Regions from separate parts of the Homo sapiens genome. Here all the other regions are linked to region 1. Evidence: chromatin loops called from intact Hi-C (ENCODE). Cell type or tissue: A673. All regions are shown on one strand.

Region 1 (8,000 bases):
ATTAAAAAAATAATTTGCTGAGTGTGGTGACATGAACTTGTAATCCAGCTACTAGGAAGGCTGAGGCAGGAGGATCACTTGAGCCCAAGAGTTTACAGCTATAATGAGCTATGATTGCACCACTACACTCCAGCCTGGGCAAGAGAATAAGAGCCTGTCTCTGAAAATAAATTAATTAACTAATTTAAAAAATTGAGTTCAGTTCATCCATAAGGATTTATGGATTACCTATACTGTGATAAACTCTCTCAGAACACAGATAATAATAGCCACATTCCCTTCATTTAAAGATTTATGAGTGGAAACTTACTTGAAATTCAGTTACAGAATGAGACCAAATAATATGAAAGAGCTTCCAGAATAAAGACCTGCAGGGGCGTGGGTTTAGGATAGAGCACTCTGCAGCAATTGGGGCAAAGTCACTGAAAGGAAGCATACATACCTCTAGCCAGCAAGTCCATTTAGTACCAATGTAATAATCTAGAGAAGGCAAATCTGGGACGATGCTGAACAGGACAGGAGAAGAAGAGATACTTAAGAGGGAAAGTTGTCAGGGATGAAGGCTTACTGAATGTGGGGATAAGAGAAAAGTCTCAGTGTGATATCCAGGTTGGTGCCCTAGGAAACTCGGGTTATGATGGTGCTATGAACTGCAAAGAAATACAGAAGGAACGAAGTCTTGGCAGGATGAAAGAGAAGATTGCATAGAGAAAGATAATTGTTTTTTTGCTGACTAAATTTGAGTTGCTAATGTTTCATCCAGGTTTGTACAGATAGTAAAAAGAGACAGAGATATAAACTCTAGTGTTGGCAGCTCGTGGTGGAAGTTAAAAACCTGAAAATTAGCAAGAATGTCCAGAAAGCATGTGTACAATGAGAAACATTAAAAAAGAGTAAGAAAGAAATTTGAGGAAATAGTGATGTATGAGAAGGAGATGGTGGTAAATTTTGTGCAAAGTAGCTGATGAAGATAGAACCACCAGATCTGATAAGAGACTAGAGGGGCCGGACGCGGTGGCTCACGCCTGTAATCCCAGCACTTGGGGAGGCCGAGGCGGGCAGATCACGAGGTCAGGAGATCCAGATCATCCTGGCTAACATGGTGAAGCCCCGTCTCTACTAAAAAAATACAAAAAATTAGCCAGGCGTGGTGGTGGGCGCCTGTAGTCCCAGCTACTCGGGAGGCTGAGGCAGGAGAATGGCATGAACCCGGGAGGCGGAGCTTGCAGTGAGCCGAGATAACGCCACTGCACTCCAGCCTGGGTGAAAGAGCAAGACTCCATCTCAAAAAAAAAAAAAAAAAAAGAAAGAAAGACTAGAAGGTCACCAAAGATTGTTAGTAGAAGGAGCTTTAGTAGTACAGTAAAGGACACTGAGGTTATCACAGTAGATTTTTAATCAATTAATTTAAAGATCAGGTATTAGATATAGCAAATTAAGTATATCAAGATGTCTAGCTAGAGAGAGGAGAGAAATAGGATCTTACACAAGTAAAGAGGATTTTATTTGTTGCTTCTTTTTTATTTTTATTTTTTGAGGACAGAAGAATTTTAAGCATATTTGAAGACAGAGGAAAAGCTCTAATAAAAAGTTGTAAGTTAAAAAAATAAGAGAAATGAAAATAATTGGTGAAAAGGGATGCTATAAAAGAAGAAAAGAGAGTGGATAAAGAAAAAAAAAGATCTGTTAAAAGCAGAAAGAGGTTTCACTGCTTTATTCTAAAACTAAAAGTAAAAATCTGAGCCTCTAGAGGATTTTAGTGCAAAGAATGCTATAATTGGTGTTCTTATTTAAAAACTTTCAATATTCAATAAAGTTGTTTGTGAAATACATAAAAATAACTTTATTGCAATAAGAATATTACTCTTTTAATTTAAGAATATCTAGAATATAACTTTTGGCAAACGTTATTTCAACAACAGGAACAGTATCATTGTTAAATTGACCATATCTAAAACCCAAGGAAACTGGTTTACAAACAAGGAGAATCATATCATTTATAATTTTGAATTAATTATGATAATAATGATGAATCTGATGACAGAATCCTAAAATACCTTAGGAATGGCATAAAATTAAACTTATTCTCGAAACCTCCAAAATAAGACTCAATGAAGAATGACATAGTCTTTTTCATACAAGTAAGTATAAGAAAATGAAAAGCATGTGAACTTTCCATGTCCTTTTAGCATCAGAATGTCACTAAATTAGAATAAAGGTAAATATATGTTTGTTTGTATGTACATATGTACAACTAGAAACTTGACATTACTTCATATATTGATATATTTAAAATAGGATCTTTGAAACAGCATTGCTTTACCAACATTTTTATAAGTATACCCATATGTACAAAAATTAAGGGTATATATAAGCCTCTGTTTACTAAATACCTACCTTCTATTAAGTATTCCATTCCTTCTCTAATCCCACCAAGAGTCTTTGAAGTAGCTAATATCCCCATTTTACAGAGGCAGTGACTGATACTCAAAGCAACTGGATTACTTTTCAAGGTCATGTAGCTGAAAAGTGTCAAGAGCTGAGATTCAAAGCTTCATGTATTTGACTTCAAAGCTCATGCTTTCTATACCACGTTGTTTCCCCTCCTATATTTTCTGTCTGACCTTACCACTGCAGTATAAATCACTTCTCTGATATCTAATCTATATACTATAAACCTCTGTTGTCATGTGATTTAATACATCAGGTTACCTATTGGCACTTTGGAGCACTCCAGAGATTCCATAATGAGGTGATGGCATTTTCCACTCGTTTTACCATGTACACAAATTCCCAGCCAATGAGCTGATCAAGTGAGCTATGACATCCCGTTTCTGAATGGTAGACTCCTTCCTTGGCCTTTCTAGCATCTCTACCTGGTGAACTGCTAATCCCTCAAGGCCCCATCACTTCCCAAGTCCAAGCTACACCTCTCCATGAAGCGTGTCTCTTGCCAGGCACAGGTAATGGTCCCTGGCCTGGTAGCCATAGGACATTTTTAAAGCACTTATCACTAAAAATCATAATAATTAATCTCCTCCTTGCTGGCATGTGAGTCTTTCAAAGACAGTAGAGTATTTTATTCAATGTAGAATCAGCAGTTCCTAAAGCAATGTGTAGCACCAAATAGATAATAGCTGCTGTGTTGTGAAAACGACATGGGCTTTGGAGGTGGTCAGGGGACAGGCAGTGGGTCTCAAATCCCAGTTCTGCCTCACACTATCCATGTGAGCTTGGGCAAGTTACTGCCTGTGAGATTCATGTCCTTAAATGCATGGACATAATATTACCTATTTTAAACAGTTGCTAATAGGATTTTAAAAGAACAGATGCAAAGAATTAGAGTCCCTGGTATACACTTAAGCACTTACTAAATACTAGTTTCCTGTCCTTTCACCCCATTGTCTTGAATGTCTTAATGCAGCATAGGTAAGATTCAAAAAGAGTAACTGCATATATAGATTGAACAAGTATTAATCAAATGTCTAACAAGAATAAGAAACTGGCTGAACCCAGTGGCTCATGCCTATAATCCCAATACTTTAGCAGGCCAAGGAGGGACTTGAAGTCAGGAGTTTGAGACAAGCCTGGACTGCAAAGTGAGATCCTGCCTCTATGAAAAAAAATTAAGAATTTATCCGAGTGTGGTGGTGTGCTCCTGCAGTGTCAGCCACGTGGGAGGCTGAGGCAGGAGGATGGCTTGAGTCCAGGAATTCAAGGCAGCAGTGAGCTATGATGGCGCCACTGCACTCCTGCCTGGGTGACAAGGAGACCCTTAGTTTAAGGAAGGAAGGAAGGAAGGAAGGAAGGAAGGAAGGAAGGAAGGAAGGAAAAGAAATAGAGGGGGTGGAGAGAGGGAGTCAGGGAAAGAAGGAAGGAAGGAAGGAAGGAAGGAAGGAAGGAGGGAGGGAGGGAGGGAGGGAGGGAGGAAGGGAGGGAAGGGAAGGGAGGGAGGGAGGGAAAGAAATAGAGCGGGTGGAGGGATGGAGGCATGGAATGAAGGAAGGAAGGAAGGAAGGTAGGTAAAAAGGAAGGGAATGGAGGAAAGAAACTGTAGTAGATGCTGTGTATATCAGAGAAATGAATTTCTGCACTCAAGAAGTTGACAATCCTATAAGAAAAATACAAATTTTATTTATATATATTTTTTTAAGATAGAAAATTAAGTACTATAATTAAGTGCATGGATACTGCTATGGAGAATGCAAGCAAGGATTCAGCTTTCTTTGGTTGGGGAAATACCAGAAGTGGTCACCAATAATCTGGAATCTGAAATAAGTTTTGAAGAACTGATTATAACTTGGAGTCATGGATATACAAGAAAGGAAATCCTAAGTAAAAGTACAGTCCAGGCAAAGGCACAGAGGCAAGATTTCTCCATGAATAAAAACTGGTTTGTTTTGACTTGATAAAACAAAACAAAACAAAAAAAGCACACGAAAATGCAGTGGGATAAGGATCTCAAATCGCGGGAAATAAATCTATTGAAAAATTAATACTCAATGGATTACCTGGCTTGTAATTCTCAAGCTTCCTAATTTGAGTCCCTCTACCCTACATTTTAGGATTTTCAAGCCAAATTATACAAAAGAAGAAAAGAGAATTAAAATATAAATTGCTATATATTATGCATAGGGGCACATTCTACATACTGATGTTGGGAAAGGAGCATAAGCTACTTTTCTAAATGGACAGGTTTCATTTGATATTAATATTGACCACAGGTGACTATCCCTAGCTTGCAGGATCATGAAAACAGGAAACGTAATGATCAAAAGATAGTCTTGTGTATTTAAAAATAAAACTAAAACATTTCTTCAGAGATGCCAGCATCCTTCTCCACTGACCAGTCCCCTTTCTCCCCGTGTTCCATACTCAAAATGTTCTACTGCCCCCTGCTGCTTTCAGTTTCAGAATTTTTCTTAAAGGCTTTCATTATCTTTCACTAACCAATTTTACCACTTTACCTGTTTTCTCCCTTTTCTTCCAGAAGGATCAAGATTCTAGGGTTTCTTTCTTGACCAAATTGGAAGCAATGAAGATGTAAGAATTATGCATAACTTCATAGGAGTAACTTACAGCTTTGAAAATCTAACATACACTTAACGCTAACCTATGTGGGCACCATAACTTCTTTAGGATTATTATTATTATTATTATTATTATTATTATTATTATTATTATTATTATTTTGAGACAGTCTCACTCTGTCACCCAGGCCAGAGTGCAGTGGCATTATCTCGGCTCACTGCAACCTCTGCCTCCCAGGTTCAAGCAATTCTCCTGCCTCGGCCTCCCAAGTAGCTGGGATTACAGTTGAGCGCCACCATGCCCGGCTAATTTTTGTATTTTTAGTGGAGATGGGGTTTCACCATGTTGGTCAGGCTGGTCTCGAACTCCTGATCTCAAGTGATCTGCCCACCTCGGCCTCCCAAAATGCTGGGATTATAGGCATGAGCCACCATGCCCGGTCAGGATTGCTTAATTACACATTTTTACAAGGAAGTAATAACTAATCTCCAAATACATCATTTGCCTTTCATTCTAATGGTAACCCACATTTTCTTACCCAAGTATACAAGCTGTGTGTTTGAATAGGGGGTTCCCATACATGGTGTTTTATATAAATTAGCTTAAATTTAATAGAAAGAATGTCTGACTTATGTTACAGAAATTTGTTCATTAATTTCAGTTTTTTCACAGGTGACATAGACCTTAATTTTTCCCACGTGTTGTGATCTAGCCGTCTCCATTTCATCAAACATTTATTTTCTGTTCTTTTTTTGGTGTATATATGTCTGTGTGGGGTGTGTGTGTATTTACACCTCCTGTTACCATTCTGTATGTTGGGTCACAGGGGTACATGATAACCAAAAGCAAAAATAAAAAGCAGAGCCACATGGAGAGTTACCAGTTTAGCAGCAGCTAAATGGCATAGCATCATGAGCATGGCTTGCTTTCAATATTACATTCAGCAAACATTTTCGAATACCTATTTGCCAAAATGCAGTAAAAATATAGATTCATTCTTCGAAGAATTCACAGTCTAGTGTACTAGCAACAAAACTACTTATCTTGTACTTTGAGCTAAGATAAATGAAGGTATCACAATCCACCAAGTAATTAACCTGCATATATTAAAACCATTCTCCATTCATTTTGAAGTTATACTTTGCTATGTTAACAGACTACCCTAAAGTGTAGCAACTTAAAACAACAACCACCAATCACGCTCTCTTAAAATTCTGTGGTGTGAGTGGGCAGTTTTTGCGTTTTGTATGGTATGGTGGGGGTGAGGGGATGGTTGGAAGTTACAAAATGGCCTGAGCGCTGGGACTGGCTGGGAGCACAGATGGGAATGTAAGCTCTGCATCTCCATTTTCCTTCATGTGCATCTCTTTGTATCACTTCTCGGGCTTCCTAACAGCAAGGCAGCTGTTCCAAGATGGTGCACTCTAACCACAAGTATTCCAAGCAAGAAGACCATCTCTAACATGTAAGCATTTGTCAAGCCTCTGCTTGCATCTCACTTGCTAATGTCTCATTGGCCAACGCTTGTCACATGGCCAAGCTCAGATTCAAGGAAAGGCACTACACAAGGGCATGAAAATTGAGAGGTGTGTTTCACTGGAGTCAAAGTAATAGTCTATTACAACTCCTCTCCTTCCTTCACAACCATGTATCTTTGAGTTCTGCAAATACACTCTGTATTACCTATTTCCACTGCCTTATAGTCCAATTTTTAGTTCTCTCTTACCTTATTTTTTCCTTCCTTTCTTTCGTTTTCTTTTCTTTTAAAAAAGTTATCTAGTTGAGCTTTTAATTAAGAGTAGGGGGATAAGTAGCATCATTCATCCAATGAACAAATGTGTATTGAGTAGTTTACAATAATATACACTGGTAGGAACTTTTTGTGACACAAGAGATACTGCAGAAAACACCTCCTCTGCTATCATAGCTAAAACTCTGCAGGAGAAAATCACATAAGCCTCTAGGCCCTCAAACCCACCCTCAAAATGGTAATTATGTTTCTATTTTACAGATTTCAACATGTCTCAACATTGCTTAAATATTTTCCATGCTGTTCCCAGCCTAGCAGGTGTGATTCAAACTCAGTTATCACCTCATGTAGTGTGGCATAGACCAGCCTTCCAAGGTTCATCTCCTATCATTTCCCTTGAACTTACCACCTACTCACCTTTGTAGTTCTATGTCTTTATTTTTGCCATTCCATCTAGCTGGAATATTCTTCCTCAGTCCTAAGCTCCCAGTGCATATAATTTTATTTAAGAACCACATTCACGTACACTCTGCTATGAGGCACCCACATAGACAGAAAGAAGAAACCACATACATATGTCTACACAGACGGTGATCCTACCTCTGACTTAAGCCTGATGCTGTGTCACTGTTGTTTGTTTATCCATTCAGTGGAGCGTGGGCTCCTCAAGACCACCATGCTCATGGCCACACCACAAGGCATTTTCTATTAACACAGAGGTTGGTACAAAGGAGGAAAAGAAAGAAAGAGAGGAAGAGGCATCTGTCTTTCATTTCTATGAAATGTACTGTCTTTCATATATGATCTTCAAAATAAAAAAAAAAAGTAACTGTAATTCCATATTAGCTTTAAGACCTCAGAGCTTCTCTAAAATGAAATGTGTTCTAATGATAAATGGAAGCTAATAAATAAATTCCTCCTCAATGAAAACAATAAAACAAGTAAAATATAAATATAAAGAGCCACTGCACTTTGTTTCAGTCTTTGTTTCAAAGCCTTGTATCTGCAAAGTGCCTGGCTTGTAAGGGTACTGAGAGTGGCTCTCTAAATCCAGCCAGCCACAGGAAATCTTGAATTAAATTCTACTCTTTTACAAACAGAATCCAAAGAGTGAACCTGTATTAAAGTAAGTCTTGCACAGTATAAAACTAACATTTTCCATGTAACACTACTTGAACTTTGAGGTCATCACAGATATAGATAATAAAGGTTTCAAAAG
Region 2 (8,000 bases), 240 kb before region 1:
CTCAATAAATATTTGTTTAATGAATGTTAAGTAAATGGGAGAGACGTTGAATTTTTACCAATGTTAAATGGCTACTTATATGTATAGTTTGTACTATGGGTCGTAATTTACATTTCATGAACTTGATCTTATTCTCATTATATATATAGTGTATATATACACACACTATATATGTAAAAAATATATTAAAATATATATACAATATGTAATACTAATATATATTCACCATTTATAATAACTAAATATATTCACTAATTTTTTTCTGAAGCAAAATGCAAAATATATGAATAAATGGAAGATTCAGAAAAACCGAGGATAATCTATTCCTTTATTAAAATATCAAAATGTCAGTAAAATGGACCCATGAAATTGTGAAAATGTTAAGAATCTGAGAGGAGCTTTATACTCATATTTTTAACTGCTGAAGAACTATTCCTAAATTTTAAAAATAAAAGTATCTGTATTAGCAGAAGTAACTTGCCTAGAGTTGTATCATGAGTCACTAGTAAAACCATTTTTGGATCCACAAATCCTCATTTGTCATTTCGAGCTGGCTTGAAAGTAATCACATGCTGTCCCACAAATGACCCAATTCTGCTAAAGTGACCCTTTGGAAATTGCAGCAATTTAATGGTTTATTTAACAGAACAAAATGTATGTAATCAGTTCTTGCTGCTATCAAATAAATAACTAGAAGCAGAACAAGACATCTTAGAGGATATCTTTTTCCATTGTTTAATCATTTGTCATTTAAATACTCCTATTTACTTTCTATAAAGTGTTTGATTTACCCATACTTTCAAGGAAAGTGATCAGCAGCAATTTTAACTAGCTTCAATGTACCTAGTTTACATTGGGGCATGTAATATTTTTTGCTACTTAGGTTTGTAGAATTCACTTAGAAATAAACCTTCTAATTCGTTAACCAGTAATCTGCTTCTTACGCTAGTAATATTTACTCTAAAATTAGATAGACTTAAACAAATGATACGGTACTTTCTATTAATATCTACTATCTTTTTCCTGATTTTTTGTGTTCTGAAAAGTTTTCTCAATTACCAATAAGGCTACTTTAAAAGTATAGTATTATATGTAAAAGATTATATCAATTTTTAAACATTGTGCATGTAACTAGATCAAATGTTTGTATATTTAAATATCTTCTTGTATTTACAACTTAAGGGTTGTCAAAGGTTGTTTACATTAATAAAAAAAGAGATGTTATTTTAAGCTAAAAAATCAAAATTTTGAAATTTATACTCAAAATGTTAGTATCTTTGTCAAGTTTACTTAAACACTACATGAATATATATGGATTTTCTAAAATACATTTTAATACTGGAAACCCATAACTTATTTAACAATGCTTTGTATAAGAAACAAACATAATAAACTACATTTACATTTTTGGGAAAGTCATTACCACCTACCATCTTTCGCTTAAAGTCAAGAATAAAGGCATCGTTTTCTATCTTTCCTTCCTTAGTTTGTCATAAAATAACCCATATTCATTATCAATAAAAATCTGCAGGTTTATACATTTTCATAATTCTCTGACTACTCAGACTTCGTTGTATTTGTGCTTTTTTGAATAGAGGAGGACCTCTTGCTAAGACACTCCATCGCCTGATCGATATTCAATGAAGATGTAGCCAGGGGTCCAGAACCGCAATGAGCAAGGAGGGAAGCATCTAACTGTGAATGATTTGTATTATCTGGAAGGTTCACTAAATCTTCTGTCCCTTGCCATCCCCATTTTCTGGAAATAGAGTAAGTCAAAGAAAAGTGCAATATGTTACTCACATAAGTGTTAAATGTTTGTAGTTGGAGAGTTCCTTGGGAACCAGTGTAAATTGGTTTCCATCCAGATACCTAAAAACAATGGAACAATATTATCTTCTTACAAAGTAATGGTGGCCTTGAATAAAATAAGTAAACAGTACTTCACTCTTAACTGAGGCAAGGAACCCCTTGGCAATTTTTGCTTTAAGATGTCGTGTTCCAAGCATGGATTATTATTTAAGAGAAGTAAAGAAAAAAAAAAAGCAGAGTTGTCCACGAGTCCAGTTCTTTGTGGTTTATCTAACAAGGCAAGCCCAGCATTTAGCCATCTGTGTGCAAGCAAGGAGATTCATTCAATTAACCGTACTTTTAGTCAGCCTTCAGTTTGCTTGTGTTTATGTGGACACAATACCATGAAATTCATTAACTAGTAACAAAACCTTGCTGCTGTGGCCAAGACCACTCATTGCTGCCTTAATATGTGTCAATACACTTAGTGAATAACAATGGACACATTAAAGGCATATTTGCGGATTTGAACATATTAGGTTTAAGTTTAAAAATAGTTGTAACCAGCATATATCTTCTTGGTGATGATAACATTAGGAGATTTTATAGAATATAAATTGATGAAGTGTATAAATATATATATATATATATATGTAACAGCAATAATCAAATAACCATATATAAGTAAACTTTCCCTTCTTATTAGAGTCAGAAGAATAATCAGAAAATAGGTTTTGGGCTAACTGGCAGGACAGAGAGATAATCGAATGCCTGAAGTTATATCTATTATGTCACAATAAGGAAAATAAATTTCATCTCCTTCCAAGGCTGTTTTTCCTAGAACGTAGATGGTGAAGGGTGCAAATGTCATTCAGAAACTGGGGCCATCTGGCTATACATGTGCCCACAGACACTTCTGGGACATTAAACATGTGGCCGTTCCTACCCCAATGTTGTGGTCCATTTCAAGATTCCAGGTTGAAGTTGGTATTTTTTCTGGATATAGAAATAGCTGAGAAGTTGTCTAAGATGATAATTTATTCCCAATATTTCAAAATAAAAACAATGATATAAAAGGCACCAGTTATCAGAAAATATAATTAATGTTTGATAAATAATTGGGTCTATGTTATGACTCATCATGTCTACCTAAATTTTCTGACTTGATATTTCTTCTTCGACCCCTCTCCATTTTTTTCTTTCCTCTACCTAAGTTTTTCTTGATACCACTAGAGGGAAGCATCACCCTATATAGTTCAGCACTCTCCCTTTATTCCAGAAAACACAGCAGAAGGTCAAGATTCAGAATGTGCGCTATGAATGTTTATATGTAAAATAATCTAAGGCGGAAGTTATATGGAACTGATTAAAAATAATGGATACCATTTGTTAAAACTAGTCCACCAATAATACTAATTTTTGCCAAAGTCTTTAATTATTTAATGTAATACACATATGAAATTCTTCTAATACATGCATATATGTTACTGCTAAGAAGGATTCTGCTGACTTGGTAAGGTTACAAGAATAAGCTCTCCAGGGGGTAAAACTTGAATTCAAAACAGATAAGCTAATATTTTTCTCATCTCTATGACAAACTTTCTTTGGAAAAAAAGACTACTTTTTAATAATTTGTAGTAAAATAGATTGAAAATTCAACTTTTTGAATAGTTGAAATATGCTGTAGATAGCACAGGGTATGCACCAAGCAGGATGTCCAATGGAGCTTAGTAAGAAATGTTTAAAGTTATTTAATGGGAATAGAGTAAAGTGACCAATACATAGTCCAGTTAAAATTGTAGAAGAAGGGATTTAGCATCAAAGGTGGTCTGAGTGTAAGTTCTTCATTGGTGTACTCCTAAAATTAATGCTTTGGACACAGAATATTCTTTTTTTATTTTTTATTTTAACTATCTCTGCTTTATATTTTATTTTTTTACTATACTTTAAATTCTAGGGTACATGTGCACAACATGCAGGTTTGTTACGTATGTATACATGTGCCATGCTGGTTTGCTGCACCCACTAACTTGCCATTTACATTAGGTATTTCTCCTAATGCTATCCCTCCCCCATCCCCCCACACCAAGACAGGCCCCGGTGTGTGATGTTCCCCATCCTGTGGACACAGAATATTCTATAGGCATCTAGCTTTCCCACAGAGGAGGGTTTCGGAATATCCCTATGTGATCTTCTGAAATAAAAAACATTACTATAAGAATTAAATATTTAATTACACACATATACATATAAAATAGTCCTTCCAGTTGATTAACCAATGTGATTGGTAGTGAGAGAGGACCTAAGCACTTAACAGCAGTTCAAATCTAAGAGCCGTGTTCTAAGCACATGTGCTAAGTTTGTGCCTTTTTCCTCTAAGTGTTCTATTCAGGATCAAACTTAGGGTTTAAAGAATTGCATGTGATTTGAAAATAAGATCCTTAAAAATTGAAATGACATGCCCTTGAACCTCATTACCTATGTTGCACACTGTCAAAAGTTTGTCAAACCTGCTCATTTGGAATATGTGTGTGCATCTGCACAAATAACTGATACACATCTGCATAAATTACATTTGGGTTTAAATCATTATTGATCCATAGTTCCACATAGATAAAAAATAAACAGGCAAAGTGACTCAATTGTATTCAGAACAAGCATATCCAGAATATGACAGTTTAGAGACAAAGGAATGGAATGAATGGGGCATGGAAGCATCATTATTCTGGCAGCATATTCTCTAATGAATTCCATTCTGCAACTGTAGCATGAGGCAGCCAAGGGAGCGTGGGCAGTGCAGAAGAAGGTCGAGATGTGTATATCCTGGCCATATAATTTGTGGTTAAATATCAGTTATGAAAATGTCAAGGATAATTGGTCCCATACCCTTTAGGATCTAAAGGACTTTGATTCAAGCCTCCAAAAGCAGCATCTCTTCTTAAGGGAAGAGATTATGCTAGTTTCTTCCATATACCAGATAGTTATTTATCCCATGTGGTAAAATTTTCTCCTAGGGGTCACAGAGGTAAAAAAAAAAGTTTCCTGTACAGAATATCCTAGACTGTAAGTAAATGAAATATAAAGCATTTCCCAAAGTGCATTCCATGGGCCATTAGTCTTGTAAGATGCTCCATGAGAAAAGGGGTATAGGAACAAATAAATGTGAAAGATACCTTATATTTTACCATTGTTTCTTGAAGAGTCATAGTACACTTTAGCATAGTAAAGGCACTGAGAAATCTTATAGCGCACACACACACACACACACACACACACACACACACACACACACACACACAGCAATTCCCAAGGGCCTCTAAAGTAGCTTTTGCATTACTTATTTACCATTTTACAGGATAATAATTAACTGGCCTTAGAATATGATTTGTAAAGAAGATTGTAAAGATTTTTGTCCATTCCTCTGGGTGTATGAAACATTTATCATCAAGGAAAAAGAAAAGAAAAGAAAGACAAGCTCTACTTACAACTCTGTGACATCTCTTGGAATACCTTTCGGCAAGACCTTCAAACCCTTGTTGCTACATCGGACGACTGTATCCAAGCAAGTACATTCAGTAGGACAGCGAGAAAGTGGGGAGCAACTATTGTCATCATTTCCTAAATCGCAGAGGAAATACAGGAAAACCAAGATTTGTGGTCTTGAAGGTGCTAGAAGGGATTTTATGCCTTTAAATTAACTTAACAAACACAAGAGTCTTAAGCTACATAATCATTTATTTGCGGGACATTCAGTATTTACTAATTGATACCGTAAGTTCTATATAGCACTGTTTTCAGACTGCCTAGGGAAGAATTCTGGAAAATGGCTTGCAATTTGTAAACTGTAATTACAATTACCAATACAATGGAAAATAGTTATTTGTACAAATTATATTTTTAATTACAATATGTAAATGCAAAGTGAATTACAGAGAAACGGCACGGAAACAGATATGAAGAGACATAAGGGAATATATTAACTTAAAAGTTTAGGTTCCTCATTTATAAAGCTCAAATTAGCTCTCTGTTCATTGGCAATAATAATAGAACTTGTTCTATGTACCTGATAGGGCTATATGAGAATCAAATGTGATGATATAGAAAGAGCATTAAAAAGTGACAACTAGTATTTTTGTCAGATTTACTAAAACTTCTGTAAGTTAATTTCTTTTCTCCTTTGAAAATGGTAGGTACTAAAAAACATGCCTAGGGTAATAAAGAAAAGTTAAAATGAAGCTATATAAGTAAGACCAACCACAAGTTGGAAACTAGAAAATCTAAAACATTCAGAAATGCACATCAAGTAGACTCAAATGTGGAAGGCAAGTCTAAGAAAGTAAGTGTCCTGGCACTAAAACAAAACCCAAACGACAAAGCAAAAGATACACGATCATTATTTGCTGAGCTGAACTATGCTGTAGATTTGTGCAAAGCTGCATCAGAACAGGCATGTGAATGCCTGACAATCAAAGAGTTGATAAGTATTTCTTACCGTCATCACAAGTGAAGTCCTGAATGGCCACATCCTGGATGGGTATTTCTTTCAGGAAGTATGGTTTTTGACATCTAGGATTTCCCGTGACAATTCTCTTCTTTCTCAGCCACTCTCCCAACCAAGCCAGGTAGCAGTTACAGTTAAAAGGATTGGCCAAGAGGTTTCTAAGAGCCACAGGCAAACGATGCACAGTTTAGCCTGGGGTTTCATCTTCTTCCTTCTCTAAACCCCAGCTACCCTTCTCCACGCTATTTCCGCTGGAATGATTCCTTCTTCTTTGCATTCCCTGTCCCCATTCTTACTCAGAATCACATGCAGTATATGAGATGCATTTTTTTTTTGATAAAATATTTATGCTTGGAACTTAAGCAGTAACAACACTTTTACATAAGGTAATTCTTCACATGATTTCATGCAAAAAATAAGGTAAGGTAGAATTTGGGGTTTATACAGTGGATCCTGATAGATATTTCATTTAGAAATAATTTAAACTTGTCAGAAATCTGACTTGCTGTCAAACTTCGCACTGATAATGCAGTAATTTAATATAAAGATGAAGGCTGATTACCTTATATTATTGAGTTTAACCTGACAACAGCTAATTCATTAATTTGTCATCTCAAGATTTCCATCTCTTATTTGCTCTAGAGAATAGGTTTCCCATCTAAACTGACAGCTGAGTTGATTAAATGCCAGTTATAAAAATGAATTTACTTCTACAAATTTCAATACTTCTGGCATCTCACCACTTCAGCATAAACCTATTGACAATCTCATTATTTATAAACATGCCATCTTTAATATGTGCAAATTAGCCACTCGATGTAAAATGTCACATTTTATGCAAAAAGAGGATTAAGTACTTTCCTGATGGATGGATGCTTCTCTCAAATTATTTCTTCACTGACTTGAGCTATGAACTTTTTTCTCTATCTTTATTCCCCTCCTTTTAAGTTAGATTAGTAGATTTGCATGCCACCGTTACTGAGAAATCTTATCAGTTAGATAATTAATAATTTCAAATGCTGCTTTTTAGATACTGACATATAAGAGACCTGAAATACATTGTTTGGAGGTGTGTGGCTTTTTTTACTTTTAAATTTTATTTATTTATTTATTTACTTTTCTTGAATTCTGTCTATAGGCCTACAAATACTCTTTATTTTTAAGCTGTCTACAAAAAATATTCTCTTGGATCAGCTCAACCTATTTCTTCAATATTTTGCTAATATCATAGTAGACCCCCTCTAGTAAACAGCTTTTATTTTTGATCTGGTCATCCTAATATATCTACTGTCATTTCAAATGATTCTTTTTTTTTTTTTCCTTGAGATGGAGTCTCGCTCTGTCATACAGGCTGGAGTGCAGTGATGCGATCTTGGATCACTGCCACCTCCGCCTCCCCAGTTCAAGCAATTCTCCTGCCTCACCCTCCCGAGTAGCTGGGACTACAGGCACCTGTCACCATGCCTGGTTAATTTTTTTTTGTATTTTTAGTAAACACAGGGATTCGCCATGTTGGCCAGGCTGGTCTCGAACGCCTGACCTTGATCAAGTAATCCGCCCGCCTCAACCTCCCAAAGTGCTGGAATTACAGACGTGAGCCACTGTGCCCAGCTGATCCTTTTGAGCAAGTTTGTTGGCAATAACTCTATCAATTCTCCTTTTATAATACTTATACTGAAAATACTCCAATGTGAGAACACTGGCAAAA
Region 3 (8,000 bases), 380 kb before region 1:
TGGGCGCCTGTAGTCCCAGCTACTCAGGAGGCTGAGGCAGGAGAATGGCGTGAACCTGGGAGGCAGAGCTTGCAGTGAGCCCAGATTGCGCCACTGCACTCCAGCCTGGGCGACAGAGCAAGACTCTGTCTCAAAAAAATAATAAATAAATAAATAAATAAATAAATAAATAAATAAATAAGAGAGAAAAAAAGGAAGTTGTAGAGTGATGCATATGGATTGGACTTCTATTTGTAAATCAAATTAAAACTAAACTAAAATAGATGTATATTTTTATATATAAACATACAAATATAGACATATCTATTTACCTAAGTATCCATGTGTCTGCCCCTATCCATCCCCACTTGTCTATCTATGAATGCATCTAACCTATCTAGTGCTACCTAGGAGTCTAGAGAAATGTTTAAAACAGCGCTTTCTTCTGAAGAGTGTAATAGACAGCAGGGGAAAGATTAATTTTATTCTTTCTATACTTCTGCATTGTTTTAATTTTTAACACAAACATGAAGTTTTGTATTCAGATAGAAGAATTTTAATTAGTTTTTTATGGTGGGGTTTTAAAGCACTTTACTATGTAGCTTAAGTTTTAAAATACTCAAGAGGTTGATCAGAGATATTTTCCATTTGAGTATTTCTTATCTTATCCTATCCCATATGGTAAAAAGGAATTCTCTTATAACTGAGTATGCCATTGTAAGTCCTAATTACAGAAAGCCTGTAACTATTTGGAAATTTATAAAGTTAATTGTATGGTTTCTCAAAGCCAGTTATTATAAAGGGAAAGATGAAGAAAACATATCATCCAAATAAATTACTTGATATGTTCTAAAACAATGTGTATTAAAAATAATATTTACCTTCCATACTTCATCTCTTAGAGTTGAAAGATATACTCAGGGGCCAAATAGCAGAGATCCCTTATTTCAAAGTTCAGACAAATGAAGCCCAGAAAGTATCCACAATTTGCCCACAATCTACAATGAATTGATAAGAAAAATTAAGACAGCAGTTGAAAAACTAATGATTAGAAAACTAATATGGAAAACTCTAAAGAAAACGTGTTTCATCTACTTGTTACATACAGTAAACCACCCTAGAACTTAGTGGCTTAAAGCAATGGCGATTTATTACTTTTCATGATCCATGGGTCAGGAATTTGGGCTGAGCTTGCTATGTGGTTTCTTTCCACACAGCGTTGGCTAGGGATTTTCACTTGGCTGCATCTAGCTGAAAGCTACTTGTCTTAGTGCCCTTCCATGCTTCACATGATGAGCTTGGGTTTCCTTACAGCATGGTGATCTAAGGGTAGTCCAGCCTCCTTCCAAGAAGGAATGTTCCAAGAGGATGAGCACCAATGTCTTAAAGCCCTTCACAAGCTCTTCTTTTGCCATGTTTGCTAATGCCACACTGGTCAGAGCAAGTCATGGGGCAAGACAGATGACTGTCAAACACAGTTTATAAAAAAGAAGGCATAAATGGGTATAATTTTATGTTAGCCTTTAAGCAACAAGGAATCATAATTTAAAGGAACAAATGTGTCTACCCTGGATTTTTTTTTTTTTTTAGCATAGGAGTTGGCAAACATTGGCACTAGGTCCAGGAGACCAAAATGTCACTGTGGTCTACCAGTTGGTATAGGGGCTTATGAAGGTCAGGTGATCAATGGAGTTTTAGCTCAGATCTATCCCACAGTGGCTCCAGTGAGTCCCTGAACCCATGCTGTGATTATTTCCCCATTTCTGGGATGCATAATTTAAATAGACATTCTCAGAAACTGGCAGAATTTTCACATTCATTCCCTGGCCTGTGAAGTGAGGGCAAAAAAAGTAGTAGAAAAGGCCAAGGGAAAACCACTAGAACAATCTTTACCTAGGAAAATAATAGGTCAAAAGCAGCATCACATGCCTAGAAGGGTATCAGTGATAAATGCCAACAACAAGCACTTAAATTATATGGAAGTGGTAACTGCCATCCCATTTCCACTCAACTCACCTATTTGACCAGTGTAGAAAATTGATAAAACTGGGAGAAGCACAGTGGATTTTCATAAAGCTAAACTAGGTGGTGACTTCAGTCACAGCTACTGTACCAGGTGTGGTTTCATTGCTTGGGAAAATTAACACATTCCCTGGTACCTGGTATGCAACTATTGATCTGGCAAATGCTTTTATGCTCAATACCCATTTGTGAAGACTAGGTGAAGCAGTTTGCTTTCATCTGACAAAGCCAGCAACACACCTTTACTGTCCCACTTCAGGGGTGTATCAGCTCTCCTGCCATACATCATAATTTAATTGATGGAGAGTCAGATAGTCTTTTCCTTCCATAACGAGTTACACTGGTTATTTGCACTGATGATATTATGATGATTGGACCTAATGAGCAAGAAGTAACAACTACTCTATATTTATTGAGAAGACATTTACATGTCAGAATGTGGAAAATAAATCTGACCAGAATTGAAGTACCTCCACCGCAGTCAAATTTCTAGGGATCCAGTGGTGTAGGGCATGTTGAGATAGGTGAAGACACATTGCATCTGTCCTCTCTTACAACCAAAAAAAGAGATACAACACCTAGTAGGCCTCTTTGGATGTTGGAGAAAACATACTTGACACTTGGGTGCGTTATCATAGCCCATTTACCGAGAGACCCTAAAAGCTACTAGTTTTGAGTGGGGCCCAGAGCAAGAGAAGGCTCTACAACAGCTCCAGACTGCTGTCCAAGCTGCTGTACCACTTGGGTCATATGATCAAGTACCTCTGATGGTGTTTGAAGTGTCAGTGGTAAAGAGAGGTGCTGTTTAGAACCTCTGACATAAAGCAATCATTTTATTCAGGTGAATGATAAAGCACATTTTGAAACTTTTCAAAAATTCTCCCAAATCTTTCATTTCACACTTTGTACATTTCACCTGGTGTGATGGTTAATTTTATGTGTCAACTTGGCTGGGCCATGGTGCCTAGATACTTGGTTAATCATTATTCTGGATGTTTTTGTGAGGCTGCTTTGGTGTGGGACTTACATTTACATCAGTAGACTTTGAGTAAAGCAGATTGCCCTCCATAAGGTGGGTAATCTTCACCCAGTCAGTTGAAGGCTGAATAGAACAAACGAATGACCTTCCCTGAAGCAAGAGAGAAATCTGCTGCTGACAGCGTTCAGACTTGAACTGCAGCATTGGCTCTGAGGCTCTGCTCTGCAAATTTTGGACATGGCACCCTCCATAAACACGAGCCAATTTCTTAAATATCTCTCTCATACACACACACACATACACACACACACACCCACACACACACACACAATTGGTTCTGTTTCTCTAGAGAATAGTACACTTGATTTCTCCGTATTTGGGGTAAATTCTAGTTGTCCAGTAGGGCAGCCTTGAATAGCAATATCAAAACTCTGTAAAAAGGTTAATCTGTGTTCCCAAACTCTAACTTTCAATGCTAGAATCTCTAAAATACTTGTTTTCTGCTAAGAGGCATTGGCTGACTTTGGTCTTTGGCCCCCACGTTGGTTTAAAGAAAGAGATTAGTGCTGGGAATAAGATAGCTCCAAACAGCACAATGAAGGTAAATTAACGAGTTGGCTCCTTCAGTGATATCTATAATTTTCTGATTAAGGTCTAAGCTAGGGTAAAACCTTCCTCATTAGCTGTCTTCCCTGGGAAGATAACCCAATACTTGTCAATTCTTGCTTTCATTTTTTGCTCCACATGAACTACCTTACCTGTCTTATTGTTGAGATGTGAGTAATGGAGTTAAAATAAACTTAATTTTAATGTGTTTATTATCTGTTCAGATTCTTATTCAAAAATTTAAAAGAATTAAGACCTTTAAAATGTGCAAATATGCTCCAATATTTATTTTTCCACTATTTTAGAAGAAAAAGATCCAAAAACTTTGGTTGAATTTTAAGTTTTTAGCCACTAGATGGCAGTGGATAACTATCTCTTATTTTGCTTTCCCGCATTCAACTCTCAGCTAATGTTTTCTATTGTCAGCTGGCAAATAGAAAAGAGGAAATATATAAAGGCTATTTACTGGAGATGTTGAACAAGATAGAGATTTTATTAATGGAGTGTTGAACACATTTTGTAATTCAACTGCTAGCAAAATTATTTTCTTTATTGTTATATATTTGTACGATTAAAAGGAGAAAATAGGATCAGCATTGAAACGTACAAAAACATGGTCAGGCTAAATGCAATCAGCATTGACTGGAAATGCTTATCTTGACCAAATGCTAAGCAGAGGAGAATGACTACAGCCTAATACATCTGCTGAGCTGCTTTGAAACGTTTTTGACCACATGTAAGAGACCCTCTGCATTTTCATGACACCCACACCCAGGAGCACTACTAGAAGGGCTTGTGGATGTCAAGAGAGGTTGTTTCTGCTGGAGTCTTTTACCTCAAACTAAAGAAAAAGGAATCCCTCGAAGAAAATGTGCTTGGAGACTCAGGATTTAAACTTTATCACTGGTTGTCTCTTTGTATTATATTTAACATTAGATTTTCCCAACCTATGTAGAACATTCAGTGTGTGGTCTATGATGGTCTTTTGGGGATGGACTGACTGCAAAGTAGAGCTATGGCTAGGAATCATGTCCATGGGTAATATTATGCAGCCATTTAAAAAATATATTTACAGAGGCAAAAGTCTGAGCTTAGAATTCTTAGGATCTTTAATACATGGAGAAAATCTGGGGAATAATAATAACGAAGCAATTCAAAGAACAGTGTAGGCATTTCTCCCTAAAAACCTAGAGAAGGAAGTATGAAAAACCACTAATGTTGACCAAAGTATTCATAGGCCTTAAAAACATTTATTTTAAGCAACAAGGGAAGAAAATATTACTGTTTAATAGAGTGCCACTTCAGAAGGAAAGGGGCAAAATACTTGGTTAACAGCACATGACTTGTACTAGCATCCGTATTCTTGGAGATAGGCTAAGGAAGGCCACCATTAACAGCCAAAGTTAGTGTCATAGCCCTAGTCACAGCAGCCTCCACCCCCTTCACCTTCTGCAGGAGCAGAAGGCAGGAATCCATGCTCGGGCTATCTAAGGAGCCAAACCTTCAAAGTGTGTTGGGAGACTAAAATCCCCCAGCCTATACCCTTATCTTATTCTTATTTATGAACAAGCATCCCTTAGCCTTCTTTATCTTCAGTGTGTTGCACTCATGTTCCCCCATCACATAACAAGGAGGAAAATAAGTGAATACATATTGGATGCTATTTTCCGGATGCCAAGTCTCTCTCCAGGTAGTAATGAGGAAGGAGTTTTATAGAACATTTAGCAATAGCACCCTGGGAGTCTGAAAGAGTTAATTTCTCTCTTTATACAATTTCTACCAAAGGATTCCTTCTGGGAGGAAATCTATTTAATTTTGTTCATAAAAGAGATAAAGCTGGGGACTAAAGTGGGGTAGGAGGAGACGTGCATCGCTAATATCTTTAAAAACAGAGAAGAATAGGATTCAAAAGACCTCAAGAAATTAAAAAAAAAAACCTTTTTAAAATAGTGATATGCACCAGATGGCACACACAGGAATCGATATTCTAAGTCCTTTAGGGACAAGGTTTAATTCTTTTAGGTCTCATGTAGCATCTGATGCAGAGCTCTGCACTTAGTGGGCACCTAGTTAATATTTATTAAAATCAGATTGAATGTCGAACAAGTACACACACACACACATACACACACACACACACATACACACACTAGCAATCAGAATTACCCAAGCTGAAAAAGTCACTAATGCTACAAGCATTATATCAAAGGTATCATTTCACTCATTCACTTAATACACATTTTGTGATAAGATAAATAATATCCCCCACACCATGAAGGAGTTCACGGTGTGGGGAATGATTCTCCTGAAGCACTTTCATGCACAGAGCAAAATGACCCAGACATTCTCCCAATCAGGGTGGGGTAGGCTTGAAGGGCCTCCTATATAAAAGAGTAGCCTCCCAGCACTGGTTATGAAGCTCTGTTTCTCAGTCTCAACCCTCCCTTTCACACTCTACTTTGTAATGCTGGTCCTGGGTCTCTGTAGACAGCATTTCCCCTATGCTGCTGACTCCCTAATAAACTCTGCCAATAGGGTGCTGGAAGCAGACTGGGAGGTAGGTGAGCTTCTGAGAACATTTTCTTCCTTTTTGTTGGCTTGCTGGTCCTGCTGGTGTCAGGCCAGCTCAGCAGGTGGTTACGGTAAACAGATGTGTTCCAAACTTTCTGCAGCAGTCTTAGCGTGTTCCTCAGAGATACCATCCCCAGTTGGTCAGCCACCCAGCTGCTCCAGGACTTTTAACTTCAGTTCCATAGCCGCAAACAATGGCAGGCAGGGCCATCTCCACCTCCTCAGTGGTCTGTATCCCAGTGCCACCAGAATCTTTACTAAGTTTCTAGGCTCTAACAACTTGATCCTGTTGCCTTTGTACCCCCAGCCCTGGGAGGGAGTGGCAGCAACTTTCTGAAGCTACTATCTCTGTATTATCTCTGCATTCTCTTTTCACTTTTGCAGCCTTTGTGTTCCTCCTATACCTTGTTAACCCATTCCCTCTGTAACATTCTACTCCTAAAATTGCTGGGTGTTTTCCTAACCAGACCCTGAGGAATACCCTCCCTCATGAGCCTTTCTCTTTTTCTCGCACTACTTCTCATCTTAGCATCTGCGAACACTAGGTACTTTAGATGCCTTCTTATTCAAGTCCCCCACACTCCATTTGAATATAAGCTCCATGAGAACATAAAATTTGTGTTTTCTTTCTTGTTGAATACCCAGACTTCAGAACAGTTTCTTCTATTAGGTATGCCTTCAATATGTATCTGTCAAAAGAACAAATGAATGAATGAATGGGTGTAGAATGAACAAATGAAATAAATGGTTTTTTTTTTTTTTTTAGATGGAGTCTTGCTGTGTCACCAGGCTGGAGTGCAGTGGCATGATCTCGGCTCACTGCAATCTCCACCTCCCGGGTGGAGCGATTCTCCTACCTCAGCCTCCCGAGTAGCTGGGACTACAGGCGCACACCACCACACTCGGCTAATTTTTGTACTTTTAGTAGAGACAGGGTTTCACCATGTTGGCCAGAATGGTCTTGATCTCTTGACCTCGTGATCCGCCCACCTCAGCCTCCCAAATTGCTGGGATTACAGGTGGGAGCCACCGCGCTCGGCTGGCTCTGGTTATTTCTACGGCTTTATGCTTCCGCTCTCCGCTGTCCTATCCCATGTCCATTCTTGGCACTCTGTTACTCTCTCTAAACTAAATTCAGCTTCTATAGGTACCTTCTAGGCTAGCTGGCACTGGATAAGACTATCGAAATTGGATACTTTAGGTTAGTGGTTCTCAACTGTTATCCCCGGCAATGTCTGGAGACCACTTTCATCGTCACGACTAGGAGGCAAATGTCCCTCTGGCATCTATTTTGCAGGGAGGCTGCAAAATGTCCATCCATGTGCAGAACAGCCCCCCATGACCAGGAATCATCCAGTCCAAAATGTCAACCATGCCGCTGTTGCTATTAAGAAACCCTGATTTCGATGTTAACTGTTTAGAAACAAGAGATTCCTCAGATGATACTTTTAGGCATCTTTTGGTCCTGTTAATTTATTTCTCTGGCTATATAAGGCCAAGTATCCTTGATGAAGAAAGATACAACTGTTTTTGTCATGGCCAAGGACCCAGATGTTTTTCAACAAAATGATATTTGAAATGCTGAGAACAGAATATCCGGAGGACTGGCTAAATATTTGGCTCTTTGGCTGGACTTTTGTAGAGTTATACAGACAGAGTCTGTGATTAAAAGTCAGAGAGCAATATGATAGCCAGAGGGCCAGGGGAGGGGTGAGGGCAGGCAGTGGGTTGTATATGATGTTGCATAAGAAATGTTTAAAAGAACAGAGTGTCTTCTTTCTATTGATCCAAATCCCCTAATAATAATTATAAGAACCAGCTGTTTTTCTCCCAAATAATCCAA

The links. Peaks named below come from ENCODE experiments on the same cell type or tissue, not always from the same donor. Only the 100,000 strongest peaks of a DNase experiment are listed, where the experiment ranks them.
Region 2: it touches region 1 in a loop (4-fold over the local background); 22 of 110 quality-filtered maps call a loop at or near these places.
Region 3: it touches region 1 in a loop (5-fold over the local background); 21 of 110 quality-filtered maps call a loop at or near these places.

What each region holds. Positions count from the first base shown.
Region 1 is chr4:20,303,064-20,311,063 of GRCh38, reverse strand. All of the region lies in intron 4 of SLIT2 (slit guidance ligand 2), which reads right to left. Among named protein-coding and RNA genes, the nearest start is that of SLIT2, 55 kb to the right of the region's middle. In A673, a CTCF peak has its summit at 4,885 (motif pointing left); DNase peaks (open chromatin) are centred at 3,323, 3,723 and 4,883; H3K27ac peaks cover 1,731 bases.
Region 2 is chr4:20,539,903-20,547,902 of GRCh38, reverse strand. SLIT2 (slit guidance ligand 2) reads right to left here. Exons shown (of 37, transcript NM_004787.4): 20 at 6,284-6,450; 21 at 5,277-5,409; 22 at 1,804-1,872. Among named protein-coding and RNA genes, the nearest start is that of MIR218-1, 16 kb to the right of the region's middle. In A673, CTCF peaks have their summits at 2,824 and 3,026 (motif pointing right); a DNase peak (open chromatin) is centred at 3,052.
Region 3 is chr4:20,681,304-20,689,303 of GRCh38, reverse strand. No RefSeq gene overlaps it. Among named protein-coding and RNA genes, the nearest start is that of PACRGL, 15 kb to the left of the region's middle. In A673, a CTCF peak has its summit at 3,926 (motif pointing right); a DNase peak (open chromatin) is centred at 3,973.